Linked DNA regions of Homo sapiens: region 2 is linked to region 1. A link is an interaction called in ENCODE POLR2A ChIA-PET data of the cell type or tissue named here. Cell type or tissue: OCI-LY7. All regions are shown on one strand. Links, peaks and the distances in the headings refer to the core of each region. The heading gives the core; the rest is flanking DNA. Region 1 holds the start of LINC02205 (long intergenic non-protein coding RNA 2205). Region 2 has its middle 27 kb from the start of LINC00593.

What was found. Peaks named below come from ENCODE experiments on the same cell type or tissue, not always from the same donor. Only the 100,000 strongest peaks of a DNase experiment are listed, where the experiment ranks them.
Region 2: POLR2A ChIA-PET joins it to region 1 with 10 read pairs; 1 of 35 experiments calls an interaction of 5 or more read pairs at or near these places.

The regions. Positions count from the first base shown.
Region 1 is chr15:70,500,610-70,508,687 of GRCh38, reverse strand. LINC02205 (long intergenic non-protein coding RNA 2205) reads left to right here and starts at 2,760. Exons shown (of 2, transcript NR_146562.1): 1 at 2,760-2,779; 2 at 4,563-4,781. RefSeq lists enhancers at 2,822-2,871, 4,162-4,211, 4,252-4,391, 4,492-4,631, 4,145-4,668 and 1 more. In OCI-LY7, for the core only: a CTCF peak has its summit at 3,596; DNase peaks (open chromatin) are centred at 3,817, 4,317 and 5,117; H3K4me3 peaks cover 1,856 bases; H3K27ac peaks cover 2,320 bases.
Region 2 is chr15:69,858,240-69,866,317 of GRCh38, reverse strand. No RefSeq gene overlaps it. Among named protein-coding and RNA genes, the nearest start is that of LINC00593, 27 kb to the right of the region's middle. In OCI-LY7, for the core only: no CTCF peak of the experiment used is centred there; a DNase peak (open chromatin) is centred at 4,197; H3K4me3 peaks cover 1,018 bases; H3K27ac peaks cover 972 bases.

The sequences.
Region 1 (8,078 bases), core at 2,646-5,145:
TAAGGCAGATGCTCAGTAAGTGTGGGTGGATTCAGTGGAACCACAGTGCAGAGGCAGCTCTCTTTTCTCTTCTTCCTTCCCTGTTTCCTTCTCAAATCTGTTTTTTTCTCCCCTCTTTAACTCCCTGCATTTTCCACTGAATTTTTCATTGGGAAGAAGCACATTTAGAGATGTGAAGCACACACTTTGCTGGGCTTCAGCTTTGATGAATCTTTGATGCTGACACTGGGGAGGCAGATGCTGCAGCAGATTGGGGGTGGGGAGGGAGGGGTTGGGGAGGGGCCTCTAAGGGCATGATTTCCCCCTCCCCTGCCCCTTCCAGAGGGAGCTCAAAGCTGCCACTTGCCTTGCCCAACTGTGCTCTACAGCATGAATTGTGTGTGAGTGCTGGGGCATGAGGTGGGTGAGAGAGTGCATGCTGGAAGTGGGAGGGGCCAGATGAGGGGGAGGGCAGTTGCAAGTCACCAGTACCTCTGACATCACCCACATTAACCTTAGCTCCCTCCACTTCCCCTCACTTCTCCATGAATGTGGAGGTCATATCAATTTCTAGCTGTGTGACGTGGTGAGGCACTTAATCTTTTTGAGTCTTAGTTCCTCAATAGTCCATTGGAGATGCTAATACCTTCCTCCTAAGGCCACTGTGAGTAAACAAGACACCCTATTTGCTGTGCCTGACTCATACTACATGGTAAATATTTATTTATTCATTCCATTCACTTGTCCCTCTGTTGAAATTCACTTTTAAGAGCCTGGTGAGGCAAGGTTTGTTCAACATGAGTGGTTATCTGTGAGGCCCTGGGTGAGCCCTGCCTTGGAGAGCTGTTACTCATCTTTTCCTTTTCTTTTCTTTTCTTCTTTTTTTTTTTTTTTTTTTTTTTGAGACAGGGTCTCATCTTGACACCTAGGCTGGAGTGCAGTGGCACAATCACAGCTCACTGCAACCTCAACCTCCTAGGCTCAGTAGACCCTCCCACCTCAGCCTCCTGAGTTGCTGGGACTACAGGTGCGTGCCACCACACCCTGCTAATTTTTTGTGTGTGCCTGTATTTTTTGTAGAGGTGGGGTTTCTCCTTGTTGCCCAGGCTGGTCTTGAACTCCTGGGCTCAAGTGATTCACCCACCTTGGCCTCCCAAAGTGTTGGGATTGCAGGCATGAGCTACGGCGCCCAGCCTGATACTCATCTTTGCACAGTCTACACAACAGTAGTGGATAATGGACAGATGGAGACCCATCCTGGCATGGAGGTTCTGAGCTTCAGTTCTCACCTGACCTGGTGGTTGGACATGTGGCTCCAGTAACCCCTTCTGGGGGAGAGACTCTGCTTGAGTCACACTGGGTGCCCCTCAGTGCCGAGCACAGGTATCTGGCCCAGAGCACTGCTGGGCAACAGACCAAGGAGGATGGTGCTGGAGGACATTTGGGTGTGGTGAGAGGCTATCCCTTCCCCCTGATTTGCCGCTCTATACCGCCTCTGTCAGGGTTGTAGGACCCTTACCAGGCAGGGAGAGATGGTGATTGTTTTGTGGTCATTCCCCTGTAATTTGCTTCATATCATCTTTGCATGATTTGTAACTGCCCATCAGGTTCATCTTGCCTGCTGTCTAGACAGAGCCAATTTATCAAGATAGGGGAGTTGCAATAGAGAAAGAGTTCAATTCATGTAGAGCCGGCTGTACGGGAGACTGGAGTTTTATTATTACTTAAATCAGTCTCCCTGAGAATTCAGGGATCGGTGTTTTTAAGAATAATTTAGTGGGTAGGAGGACAGTGAGTCAGGAGTGCTGATTGGTTGGCTTGGGGATGAAATCATAAGGAGTCAAAGCTGTCCTCTTATGCTGAGGCGGTTCCTGGGTGGGGGCCACAGAAGTGGTTGGCAGGTCCAGCTGGGGCCATCAGGTTGCCAGACATGCAAAAAACTGAAAAGTTATCTCAAAAGGCCAATGTTAGGTTCTACAACAGTGATGTTATCTTCAAGAGTAATTGGAGAAGTTGTAAATCTTATGACCTCCAGAACAATAGCTGATAATAATTAGAATTCAAGCCCCTCTTATCCTAACTTGGTGGCCTTTTATTTGTTTTACAAGAACACGTTAGCTTTTGGGAAGAGCTGTTATTTAAACTATAAATGTCTCCCAGAGTTAGCTTGGCCCAAGCCCAAGAATGAGCAAAGAGAGCCAACTTGTGAGGCTTGAGACAAGATGGAGTCAGCCCTGTCAGGTTTCTCTCACTGTCATAATTTCCTTAGTTATGATTTTTGCAAAGGCGGTTTCAGATTTGCCTTTTACTAAAACACACAGGCTTGCACTTCATCTTGAGTGAGTGTGTGTGCATCTCTGGCTGGTCCTCCAGAGCTGGGTCCAGCAGGCCAATCCCTGTGCCCCTCTGGAGTTTCTCCAAGGCCACCCTGGGCATTTCCAGTAGGATATTGTTGCTCCACATCAGGGCTCCTGCCAGCAGCGTAGCTGTGCTCCACACAGAAGTCCCTCAGCTGGTGACCACAGAATAATGAATGCCAATCTGGATGTTAGTTTGCACACATTTGCATACCCCAGGGGTCTGCCTGGCCTGTGAGGTCTTTCTGACTCTGAGCAGCTATGATGCTGTGATTAACCTCACAAATGCATAATGGATCTTGAGGTCCTTTCCCGGCAGAGATGTTGGGGAACTAATGCAACCCCCTGCCTTTTCTCTTAAGCTGCCTTCAGGGCTGATATCATGGGTTGGTCAACTGCCTGAGATTTCTTCCTCTATCTGGGGTTAGCAAGACACCTAAAAGGTAATCCTCCCCACCTCTCCCCACCCGCATAGTGCTATTAGTCAGCTACACCTGAGTGTGAATTACTTTAGTCAGATTTCTTTCCCATTAATATCCTCAAGGGAAGGGGATTTAATAGAAGTAGAGTGAGTGCCTAAATTACTCACGGAGCCCTGGGCAGGTTCTGCCTTTCAGCATGACTCATCTTTGTGTGGTCTGCACAAACAGCCAAGTATAAAGGATAAGAAGGGAGCTGCCCCTGGCACCAGAAGCCCTTGTCTGGGCAGATGGAAGTGTTATGGGGAGGGAAGGCCCCAGAAGAATTGGGGAGAGGGGTATCCCTCATGGACTTTGCTCTCACATGGGGTGTAGTTGGCCATTCAATCACCTCTGGTCTGCTGCCCACTGCCTGTCTTGCTGTCTGGATGTCTAAGACAACCCTAAGACGCCTGGATGTCAGAGCCTGTGGTGCAAACATTTGGCTGCCAGCAAGGGTCACTGTTCTGGTTTTCAAGGCCAAATCAGAGTGGGTTTTTCTGGGGTTTGGGAGCAGCAGGAGCTAGAAGGTAAAGGGCTGACACCTTGTTAGGGGTGGGTGGTGTTCACTCCCACCAGGAATTCTTTTGCAGCCAAATAACAGAGAAGCTTCAGGCTTGAATTTGGCCCACAAATCTGAGCCCTCATAATGGAGATGTGGGAGTCCCTAAGCCCCCGTGTTGGGGTGCCGTGGGGGTGCCCGTCAGACGCCCCCGTGCCGCAGGTGGGCAGATGGACCCAGCGGGCCGCTCCCCTCTGCAGTCTCAGCTCCTCCTCATGGGCACCTGTGGGGCACCACATGCAGCTGAAATGTCGGGGCCTGGGACTGCCTCGCCGGGGGGCGCTGGGTAGCTCATGCCCCCTTGTCTGTGCAGTGAGAGGTTCCCTGAGGAACATTCTGGAGCTGGCATCTTAGCTCCGCCACTCGTCACCAGGCAGTACCCCGAGGTTCAGGTGCTGGCATCGGGGGAGGAGCTTCTGCAGGTCACACCGGACGTTGGGCTCTGTTGAGCCCAGAGCCTCTCAGGAGCTGGCCGAGTGTGCAGCTGGTGGAGGAAGCTCAGTGCTTCCTGTCCCCAGGCGCTCCCTTGATGACTGCCAGGAACCTTGAGGTTAGAGGGTGCTGATCTGGCTTTCAGGAGATTCCCCCACCCCCACATTGACACAGCTCTGGGAAGAAGCAGCACTTCAGCTGCCCTCAGTGACACTGGGATTACAAAGAAGAAAGGCCCCAGGACACAGCGTGTCATTCATGGGAACAAGACGGGGTGGAGAGGGGAGGCCACCTCAAAGACACATTCCTCCCTGGTCCTGATGTCCTCCCTCTACATGCAGAGCTTCACTGATTCCACCTGGAGCTCACAGTCACTTTGGGGAGGGGTGTTGCTGGCATAAGGCTCCTCTCCTGTCTCACAGATGGGAACACTGAGGCTCATGGTGACTTGCCCAAGACCACAGAGCTGAGATTCAGCAGAGCCAGGCCTTGTGGCTGTGAGTAAGGCACAGCTGGCCTGGGGCCATAAGTAGACCCAGGGGAATTTAGGGGAACTCTTACAAGTTTTGGGAACCACGTGGCCACTTCAGGGTCAGCCCCTATCCCAGCTGTCTTGGAGGCAGTGTTCCCTGCTGGGGTTCAAGGCTTTAGGGGATGGGCTTTTGGTGCTGAGGGAAGAAACCCTGAGAGCTGCAGGCTGGGCCCAGCTGTGAGGTTTCAGAAATAGAAGTGTTTTCAAAGGTTGACAAAGACAACTCCATCCTCTGTTTACAGCAGAAGCAACTGAGGCCCAGAGGAGCAAAGGCCCCCAAGCAAGGTCTCCAGCAGGCTGGGAGCACGGTGGAAATGGAGCCCGCTCCCCTGTCTTCCACTGCCTGTTTAAGAGAAGAGCAGCCGCGAGGCCCTGGGCTGGTCTCGGGGGTGAGCTCTGCTGTGGATACCCGCCATGGCTTGTCTTCCCCGCCCACAGATAAATGCAACCTTTCTCTTCTACGCTCTCCCTGGGCGGCTGCGTTTGTACCCCTCTCTCTATTCTCTGCCCTCCCACTTCACTGCCTGCTTCAACATTTGTTCCTTCATGCATTCATTCATTCAGCTGTTTATGGGTGTCTCCTTGTGCCAGGCTCTGTGCTGGGCAGAGACTGGGTCTCTGCACACTCTAGAAAAGGGACAGAAGCTTCACCTGGTTAACCCCCCCTATGTAGAATGACAGGCTGTGATTTGTGGTGTGAAGAAAAGGGACAGGGTGCGAGGAAAGGGTGTGACCAAGTCCTGGCCCCAGGCCAGGGAGCCAGGGGACTCTTGTAGGAAGCTTCTTGCAGGAAGCGACATTATTCTAACCCCTTCCTTCACACCATCAGCTCCCCTGAGACAGGAGCCTCAGCATCCAGCACTCTGCTGTCTGCAGAGAGCACAGAAGGTGCACAGTGAGCGCTCTGCCCAGCTTGGGGGGCGGTTTGGGGAGTGGAAATGGCTTACTTTCTGGCCTGTGATGGTCTTGCTGCATGAAACATGGGGCGACTTCGGTTCTTTAACCTCCTTGGGCCTCAGTTTCTACATTTGAATACTGAGGATGTAAAGGCCCACTCTGAAAGTGGTGACAAATGGAAGGCCCCTTCTCTCCTTCCATGTGACACTGTGAGAATCAGTGTCTCAAGTTTTCTTGCCTATTACTTTTGACTAGTTTCTTTTTCACCTTGTGATGTAAATATGTAAATGAATGTCAGAAAGACTGACATGAGTATGGCTGATATGCAGTGGTTGTTATTGTTGGCAAGGGTGCTCGCTTTGGAATCAGAAGACCGGGGTTCAAGTGCTGCTTCTACCCAAGTAGCTGTGTGGACCTGGACAAGTTGTTCTCTGGACCTTATTTTCCTCATCTGTTAAATGGACCTACCTATCTCTCAGATGCTAGAAGTGGCAGGTGCCAGTGCCTGTCATTATTGAGCATTGAGACCTCTCTAGAAGGTTCTTCTGCCCAGAAAAAAATGCTAAGTGGAGGAGGCAGTAGGTGGAGGGACTGGTGTGGGCACAGGTGGGATGGCGGTCTGACCAGCCCGCCATGGGAACCTGGCCGGGCAGCCCAGCCCTGGCCATTAGCCGTCAGTGAGATCTGTGGCTCTTACACTGTGAGCTTCAGTTGAAACAAACAAGCATGGCGTGGATGGAGGGGGTGGCAGCAGGGAGGGAGGGCCCAGCTGGTTGCCAGATGCAGCATGGCTACTGCAGGAGGGGACCCAGGGGGTCTCATTACCGGCTCGGCCTCCACTGCTCCAGATCTGGGAAGCACCGTCCTTCCTGCGGGGCCATCAGACATTCAGGGCAGAAGATGGTGGAGCTGCTGGGAGAGAGAGAGCAGCCCCTTTTGGCGTACAGGTTGGCCAGCCCCTCGTGAGGTTGGTGTGGGCGCTGGTGCATGGGGACCCTGGAAGCCCCCTCCACTTCAATCCCTTTTCTTTTCTAGACACCCTCTTTCTTGCTTACCGGGTTTTCTTCTTTTTCCTTTCTCCATGCACTTCCATCAGGACTTGCTCTTCCCATATCAGTGGCCCGCTCTTCCCATAATTCATTCAGCAACTGAACTGACCACCTCCTCCTGACTTGGCCCAGGGTCTAGGCAGATGTCCAGGGCAGTTGGTGGAGTGGTGGTTTTGCAGGAGCTGATTTTGTCTCAAGTGAGAACACCCATGGGGCCCCAATACCATATCAAACAGACCAGAGAGAGAGTTGTGCCATCTCAGCCTTGCCCTCCTGGGCCCGTGGGTATGGAGGTGTCACCAAGTAGCACAATTTGAAATCTACAGCTTTGGTCCAACCTTCTTGTTTTATTCAAAGAAGAGCTGGACCCAGAGCGGAGAAGTGGCTCAGACTTGGGGCTGGCGCCCACGGGCCCTGACTCCTGGTATGGGGCCTCTTCTTCCCTGACTACCCAGGTCCTTTCTGGTGTTCACTGTCACTTCTCATACAAGCCCATCTTGGTATCTGCACAGAGAGCTGAACCTTTCCTGCAGCCAGGAGGCTTATGCTGGGACATTTCATGGGCTTTCTGCAGGTGAATTGAGGCCAATTGATGACCCAAGATGCAGGTGACATTGAGGTAAAATGGACACTGAAGACAGGGCAGCCACGAAAGGGGAAGAAGCCCCTGGAGGGTAGCAACTGTGGGCACTGGGGGAGGAAGTAGAGGGGCAGCCCAACCCCTTCCCCTTGATCAGAAGCGTTACCGTAATAATAGATTCCAGATGATCTCAAACAATACCTCAGGCACATTCATTATTATTTAATCCATGTTGACAACACGGCAGGTAGTTTTATTGTCCCTATTTTTCTGAAGAGGAAGCTAAGGCTCAGAGAGGTTAAGTGACTTGCTTGAGGTCACACAGCCTGTGGCAGAGCTGGGATCTGAAACCAGTCTGGCTCCAGAGCCAGGTTTGGGTGACTCTGGGCTATTTATGTGTGGGAGCCTCATGCTCTTGAAGCACCAACAAGTGATGAGGCTCCTTCTCCTCCCTCTGCCCAATCCCCACCCTACCACCCTTAGACACTATATACCACCAGGCCTGAGGAGTCTGTGGGAGCGCGACCACTCTGACTGGCCAGTCCGGGTGAGGGGGTGGGTTCTAGGCATAGAGGGCAGGCATGTGGGTGCCTGGGCATCCTCTCAGTGGGAGACGATGGGTGCCTCTATTCGCCTGCTGCCCCCATGCCCTGGAACCCTCCTACCCACTCCACCACCCCCACAAGGAACTGTTTCTTACAAGTTTTTATAAAGGGCTGTTTGTCTGATCGTGGAAGCCACATCTACATGGGCAGATTCAGGGTTTTTTTTTCTTTTTTCTTTTTTCTTTTTTTTTTTTTTAACTTTCAATAGAGACAGTGTCTGGCTGTGTTGCCCAGGCTGGTCTCGAACTCCTAGGCTCAAGAGCCTCCCACCTCAGCCTCCCACAGTGCTGGGATTACAGGGGGTAAGCCACTGTGCCCGGGCAGATTCAGGCTTTCTGATGCACATTGTCAAGACATTTGGCCTGAGGAATGGTCGCAGGGCCAGTCAGAGGAGGCTGCTGGTGCCTCTGACGTCTGGGGACTCTCCAAGTCTTTATACGCATGTCCATGTCCTTTCCCTTGAAATGGGGATGGCGTCTGCCCATTTCCTGATAGAATTCCTCTGTACATTTGGCTTTTAATATCCTGGATATTCCTAAAGCCTAGAAGTGCATTTCGGTGTGAGCTCTACTGTAGGATAATTCAAGATATGCCCACCTCCCTGCCTGGCATCAGTGAAGACAAAGG
Region 2 (8,078 bases), core at 2,888-5,387, 640 kb after region 1:
TAGTCCCAGCTACTTGGGAGGCTGAGGTGTGAGGATTGCTTGAGCCCAGGACGTCGAAGCTGTAATGAGCTGTGATTACACCATGAAACTACAGCCTGGGAGCCAGAGTGAGACCCTGTCTCTAAACGAATGAGTGAATGAATTAATTAATGAATGGATAAATAAATAAATCACCTGGTGGACTTGTTAAAACACAGGTGTTGGGCCCCACCCCCAGTTGTTGATTCGGGGGGTGCTGGATGGGCCTGAGAATTTGCATTTCTAACAAGTTCCCAGGAAGTGCTGATGTGGCTGGTTGGGGGCCCCACTTTGAGAGTCCCTGCTCTACTTGGACCTAGAGGAGCCAGCCAATAGCATCTGCTACCCTCAGAAACAAGGGAGGTGCTCTAGCTGGGCACTGGCAAGCTGGGAAGCCATGGTCAGATGCATAGGAAAACAATTGTGATGCCACCTCTTCTGTCCCAGAGAAGGGCCCCTGAGCATCTCTTGGGTGCAAACCCCACACCCAAATCCTGGTGTACCCAGGGGCAGCCTGGGCTCCATTTAGCTGCCTTTTCAATCCCTTCCTAAAACCCTTGAAAAGAAGGACAAAGATTTAAAGTCCTTACTCTGCATCATGGAAAAAAATATTAAGGAATTATGTAGCCTTAAGCCCTATATATGCAAATGTTCTCATTTGAATAACTGCCAATTTATATGCCCCATCAAATTAGATATTCAAACTCTTGCCCGTGTGTATGTACAGTTGTTCCTCTTCCTGGTCCAGGCTTAAACAGTCATGTGAAGGATGAGCTGCCGGCTTCTCTTCTGGGCCCCTGTCTCTTTAGAACTGAAAGGAATAATTAGGGATTCATTTTCTGGAGCATAAATTGTCCCTTTGATGATTGGGCTGGCCCTCTTTTTTGTTACATCTGTCTTAATGATACAATCGTCTCCTTCTCCCATACATGGGCTCTTGAAAATGTATATTTTTTCTTTAATCCCCCTGGGTTTCACAATACCCCTGGAGGTTGCCACAGTGTGAAGTGGGACACACATTTCACAGGTGGGGAAGCTAGGGCCCAAGGTTTCACAGGTAACCACTTGGACTCAAGGCTGGGGTTTTGGATTCAAAACTCAGGCCTCTCTCTTTGTTCCATCTTGATAGCTATACTCTTGTGCATTTTCTTTATTTTGCCTCAGAAGATCAAACTTGATGATAATGTAAAACTTTTATTATTTTCTAAGACTTCTCCAAAAACTACCTGATGACCTCTGTGGGGCATGTGAAGACAGCTGTTCTTACTTCTGTTGTGTAGATGTGGAAACCAAGCCAGAATGTATAGGGCAGGTTAGAATCAGAGCAGTGACTAAGACCAGACCATGGATTCAGCCAGTGATGTGCTGGGGCCAGCTGGGACCTGTTAGGAAGATGATTGTTAGTCTCTCTTTCCAGTTCTGCAGTAGCGGCCTCACATGGGCAGCTGGAAATTGACCCTGGTGGGATTATTTACACCATGTGATATGGTTTGACTGTGTCCCCACCCAAATCTCACATGTTGTGGGAGGAACCTGGTGGGAGGTGATTGAATTATGGGGGCAGGTCTTTTCTGCATTGTTCTCGTCATAGAGAACGAGTCTCACGAGATCTGATGGTTTTAAAAACGGGAGTTTCCCTGCACAAGCTCTCTCTTTTTGCCTGCTGACATCAATGTAAGATGTGACTTGCTCCTCCTTGCCTTCTGCCATGATTGTGGGGCCTCCCTAGCCATGTGGAACTATGAGTCCAATTAAACCTCTTTCTTTTGTAAATTTCCCAGTCTTGGGTATGTCTCTCAGCAGCATGAGAACAGACTAATACACCATGGGAATCATCAAAAACTACAAATCAGAACCCTGTACCTCACCCCTCCCAAACCTAATTCCCGATCTCCCTCTCACAGAGAAGATGTCTAGGATAAAAAGCAGCTTTATTTTCCAGCCTTTATTTTGGCTCTTCCTGGCTACAGCCCTCAGCATCCCACTCTCATCTCTTAAGGCAGGCCAGGCACTGCACAGTGGACTCCTGAGGGAGGTGATCCAAGGACCCATGGCTGCCTTAATAAGGGGGACCAGCTCAGGCCAGTACCCATGGTATATGCAGGGTCCCAGAAGACAGCTGGGGAGCTCCCTTTGTTCTAGAAATATACACCACCCAAATGCTCTCTCACTACATCTCTTTGACCTGGGGGACCCAGGACCCTGGGAGTCAGGACATCCGCCACCTGCCTGTTCTTCTCTGTTTCAGCTGGCTCAAACCCCATGTAGGTAATGAATTCTCTGTCCCTGGAGATGGTCAAGGTGAGGCTGGGCAAACACATGGTCAAATTACTATAGGAAATCCAAGCATCGTACAGAAGGTAGGCCCAGATGTCCCAATCTGAGAAGCCAGAATTGTCCTTTTTGGGGTTGACTCTTAACCTTACCTAAATTTTAGAAGCTGCTGCCCTCTCCTTCTGGGTTAAAAGCCCGGGCCTATTTGCTCCCAACCTGTTCTGTCACATTGCAACACAAGGCTTTGTAACACAGGCTGACAACAAGCTGTCTGAATACCACAGCTGAGGTCCTCCCATGTGCTCAGAACCTAAACAGTGAACTGGGTTGCTAAAATCTCTGATTTCCCTTTGACATTCCCACCAGTAGAACTTCCCTGTAGGAACAAGAAACTGGCTTGAGTAGGTCTCTGTTAACTCACTGACTGGCAGTGCCTCATCAGCCCCACAGATACAGCAGGGCAGTGATGCATGGAGCCCCAGGCTGGGAGCTGCTGGGAGACACGGGCTCTAGTCTTGGCTTGAGAAAAAAACATTTCTCTTTTTTTCTGGACCTTGGTGTTCTCCTCTCTGTGTTGAAAATACAGGCAAATGACTTTGGGCAGTTCATAATGCGAATTTCTTCCTTTTTCCTAGAAGAAATGGTCCGTTCCAGGGCTAACACTCCATCTCACCATTTTTATCAGCTCTCTAATACAGGAGGAATCCTCCAGCAAAAAAGACAAAAAATAGCTACATTTTCATGGAGGTGGGAGGAAATGTTTAGTGCATTTGAGGTTTATTTGTTCGTGACTTATACCCCATCTACTTCCTGAATGTATTTAAGGGAGTTTACAATAGTAATACATATATAAAGTAGCCAAAAAGAGAAAGAAATAAACCAAAGAGGTTTCTCAAGCCATTTAGAGAATTGGGAGAAAGAACTGTTTGGGAGCCTGAGATAAGATCTGATTAACCTCTGAGCTGCCTGGCAGGCAAAGCAAAATGAAGCAACCGAAAGATAAGATAATCCATGGCACGAAGATCCTTTTCAAGGAAAATCTGATCCTGGCCTGGGGGATGGGGCTTTGATGCCTAGGAGACGGGGGTGGCCCACTGGCATTGGGGTGCTCTACTCCTTCATCCAAGTAATGCTATCACTCCACCGCTGACCTCAACTAAACCCCCAGAAAGTACAATGGTGCCTGCTGTATTTCCACACCAGCTTCATAAATAAACATGGACGCCCAGGAGGAATTCCCCAAAGAAAGTTAGGAAATCAGAGTTGTGTTTATATTAAGGAGCAGGGCATGCAAATACAGCAGCTGTTTCCATCCGTAAATAGGAGAGGAGAGGGATTTGGTGGCTGTTTGTGATGATCAAGTGTGGTCTAGACCAAAATAGTCAAGTGTATTTGGGTTGGGAATTAGGTACAGACTAACATGGGGTGACTCGCTTCATGCAATGTCTTTGGCTGAACACATTGTGGACAAACTGGTCCTCCTAAAGTGAATATTATCTTACATGCACTTAGGCAGGCATCAATTAAAAGACTCCATTGGCTAATCTTTGGTCAAGGTTTGAAAACATCTGTTTCCTTGATCCATCTGGTATAGGTGACTTTTCTAATAGATGTTTTGATTGAAGAGGGAATCTAATATACTCATTAAGTGGGAATTAATCAGCTTCCTCATGCCTGGATGGTCGTAAAATGCCTTTGCACCCTTCCCCTCTTCTAGCCCACATTCTTTCTTGTGTCATCACTTAAACAAATCAACTTTAAGTTTATGTCAACTGAGTCAGGAAAGGGACACGGTGTGATCTGGATGCCTGTGATTATTCTAAAGGTGAAGGCGCAACTGCCAGCTGTGTGTGCAGCCCCCACAGAGACAATGTGGTCTCAGAGTTCCTGCAGAAGCTCAACCCCCAGGGTATTTGCTGAGGCTTCAACACACAGGTGGATAAGACAAGAAACCTGCTGTCAGCTGAAGAGGTCAGATTAAGAGAACAGTAACTTCCAGAACGGTTTACAGGAGCCTGAGCTGAGCACACAATGCCTTTCATTAGATATCCCTGAGGATGTCTGCAACCGCCTCTCCGCCCACCCCCACAGCCTGGAAGGAATGTCTCACTCACATTGGACAAACCTTGTGATTCCCCAACAGTGTCAAACCTTCTCCTGTGTCTCACGGGATTTCCCCTGTCTGGAATGCCCCTCCTTAATTTATCTAGGGGTTCTCAATGAGAGGTGACTGTGTTCTCCATGGGACATTTGGTAATGTCTGGAGATGTTTATGGTTGTCACGACTGGTAGGGGGCGGAAGGATGGTGGTGCTGCTGGTGTCCAGAGGGCAGAGGCCAGGAATGCTGCTAAACATCCTACAACGTGCAGGGCAGTCCTCACAGCAAAGGATTATTCAGCCCCAAATGTCTCTAGTGTCCAGAATGTAAATCTCTAGCTAACATGCTACTTGTCCTCCAAGACTCAGCAAGAAGCAACACTTGCTCAAGAAAGCCTTCCTGCATTCCCCCTGGGCTCCCAGGCCTAGTAGGGAGTTGGGCCCCAGGGTAAATGTTTGAGAATGACCATAGGAATGAACACAGGCTTCCATGCCGTCTTCACTTTCTCTCCTGGACTTTCACCTGCCCAAGTCAGTTCCTGGCTAGTGGGCATGGGGAGCTCTTTGCAAAGAAACCTCTGGCCAGTCCCTTCCAGCCTCAGTTTCCCCACCTGTAAAAAAGGAGCACAGACCCTTACAGTGCTGACCCGATTCTGCCCCATGCTCCCTCCCCTCTGAGGTGACAGCTGCTCACTTCATAATCGCCTCAGCATCAACAGCTGAAGTGCAGAGAGAAACCGAGATTAACTCCACTCCAGCAAAACCGTGGGAGACGGAGAACCTTGTTAGAGAGATGACATGAAAGCCTCTGTTTAATTAATCCCCAGAGCAGAGGCTTCTCCGGGCTGCTGATTTGTACCCTCCAGCTGCCTCTTATTTCTGGTCACCTCACATCCTCCTGCACCCCCCAGCTGGCCGAATCGACCCAGACAGCTCCACTTCAGAGAGCAGGAGCCAGGGAGGCGCTGGCTGGGGCACCAGGCTGCCATGTGACCTTGGACAAGTCTCTTTACCTTCATGGGCCTCAGTTTATCTATCGTCCAATGGGGATAATAATGCTCAGGCTGAGTGTTATCATCTATCATGAGAAAGAAGATGCAGCTGGTATTCTGGGACCCTATTAAATATCAGGCCTTTTATCTACATTCTTACATTGTTCCTCATGCTGATTCTCCATCCTATAGAGGAGGAGACCGGGTCTTGGAGGTGTTGATGAATGCATGTGGTCCCATGGTGGTGGAATTGGGATGTGAGCAGTTTGCCCAGCTCCAAGAACCATGTTCTCTCCCATGACACTGGCCTCGTGATCTATACTGCCTATGGAAGACCTCTGGGAACTGGAGCTGCTATCCACACACAAGCCTTTCTCAGAATCACCATCGCACTGCACACTGTCATCCTTCATTAACGGCTAAAGCAGATGGGGGTGATGATATCCTGGAGGAGAGGAAAGTGAAAGAGCCGTGAGCTGGAGGTGGGATTTGAGCTGGGCCTTGGAGGGTGGGCCGGAGAGGAGCAAGGAGGGCGCTCCAGGCAGAAGGAAAGACAAGCCCAAAGGCACAGCAGCTGGAGTGGGTGTGGAGGATGCAGGTGCTCGTGAGAAGGGCACCCCAACCAAGGTAGGGACCAGATGGGAAACGATGGCCATGGGGCTGCAGAAATTGGCTTGTTGGAGGAATAGGCTGTCCTCTCCAACCTCTGTTCATGAAGAGCAGCTCTCAGATCCCTCATTCACACTCTGGGTCAATGATAAAAACTAGCAAAAAAAAAAAAAAAAAATTGAAAAGTAGAACCCTTGGAGATAATTAGCATTTTAATTGGAATCAGTGCTTCAGGCTAAAGGGAAGATGCTTTAATGGTAGAATTTCAGGCAGCAGCTGGCAGGTCCGGTAGGATCTGGGACGCTATTACACCATGCGGGGATCCGCCAGTCCACCCTTTTCCTTCTCCCCCACTTTTCCATTCAATTAACCTCACTGGGTACCTTCTCTACACCAGGCCTTGTGGTAGGGGCTTTACCTATAGGATCTCGTTTAATTCTCAGAACTAACTCCAAGTGTTTTCTATCCCCTTCTTCTCTCAGGCTGGCCAGGGTTTGTTGAAGTAACTTGCCCAGTGTCCCACAGCTCTTACTGACAGGGCTGATATTAATCTTCAGACCCACTCAACCCCCTGTCTGGTGCTCTTCCAATGACAACTCTTGGCCTGATGGAAAGAACAAAGGGGGACTCTATCTCCGCTCCCCAGACCCCAGTTGTGTGTCTGTGTTGGTAAGAGTAAATGTGAGGCTGGGTGTGGTGGCTCAAGCCTGTAATCCCAGCATTTTGGGAGGCGGAGGTGAGCAGATCACTTGAGGTCAGGAGTTCAAGACCAGCCTGGCCAACATGGTGAAACCCCGTCTTTACTAAAAATACAAAAATTAGCCGGGTGTGGTCACATGTGCCTATAATCCCAGCTACTTGGGAGGCTGAGGCAGCAGAGTCACTTGAACCTGGGAGGTACAGGTTGCAGTGAGCCCAGATCATGCCACTGCACTCCAGCCTGGGCAAGAAGAGTGAAACTCCATCTCAAAAAAAAAAAAAAAAAAAGAAAGAAAAAGGAAAAAAAAAAATGAATGCCTGCTGGCCTGGAGATCCAAGAGGGGCTCCAAAAAGTTTATTTCCAGCTAATTTAAGGTTCTCAATTTAAGAACTATATATTGTTAAAAGTATTAACCATTTCATATGAAAATCATTCTAAAACGTTGAGCTTTCCTGTTCTAACAAGCAGCAATTAGGGAGTCCTGGGTGCTATTTATTTTTTCTTTAAAATATTATTTTAAAAAACAGAAATGAGGTCTCACTCTGTCACCCACACTTGAGTGCAGTGGCGCAATCACAGCTCACTGCAGCCTCAAACTCCAGGGCTCAAGTGATCCTCCTCCCTGAGCCTCTGAGCGCTGAGACCACAGGTGTGAGCACCTACACACCAACTAACTGGGTGCTGTTCTATAGTAAAGGAATCCTCTGGGTACCTAGAGTTGAAGACTGCTTGGCCTTTATAGTTTTTCTATTTTGGCCTACTTGGGTGCATAAAATCCCATCACCTGCCTGCCTAATTTGTTCCACTTTTCCAGGGGAAAGAGAAGGTGAAAAAAGACTTGGAGAGGGGTAAAGTAGTGAAAAGCTGGCTGTGTTGGGTTACATGGAAGCAGGCTTTCAACAGTCTCCAAAACAACAGTGGGGGAAATCACACATTTGCTCATAAAACCATAAAGGAGGAGGTGCTTATGCTTTTTACCATTTGGAGCCCGTCTCAAGACACCAAGTGCCCAGCAAGAGGCCAAGCCCCCAGCAAGAGGCCCTGCCTGAGTCCTGCCCATGCTGATCTCCTCGCTGCCCAGAGAACACCCTCCTTGCCCGATGCCCCCAGGCTCTCCCTCTGGTGCAGGCTCGGAGGGGCTCTCGAGGGAGGGGCTGCTCACCCCAGCTAGGGGCAGGCCCAGGCCCCAAGCTGAGCCCAGCTCCCACCCCTCCCAGGGCTTTGCCACTGGAGCCCAGTGAGAAGCAGGAGTGTAGGGGCAGGTCCAAGAACATCCTTCTCCACAGCTTCCCTAGCCAGGAGCTCCAGGACCAGCCTGGCTTGGCTCTCATTCTGTTTCTCAGATTGGTTCTCAGCCACGGGCCCTCCTGTGAGTTTCCTGCCATCT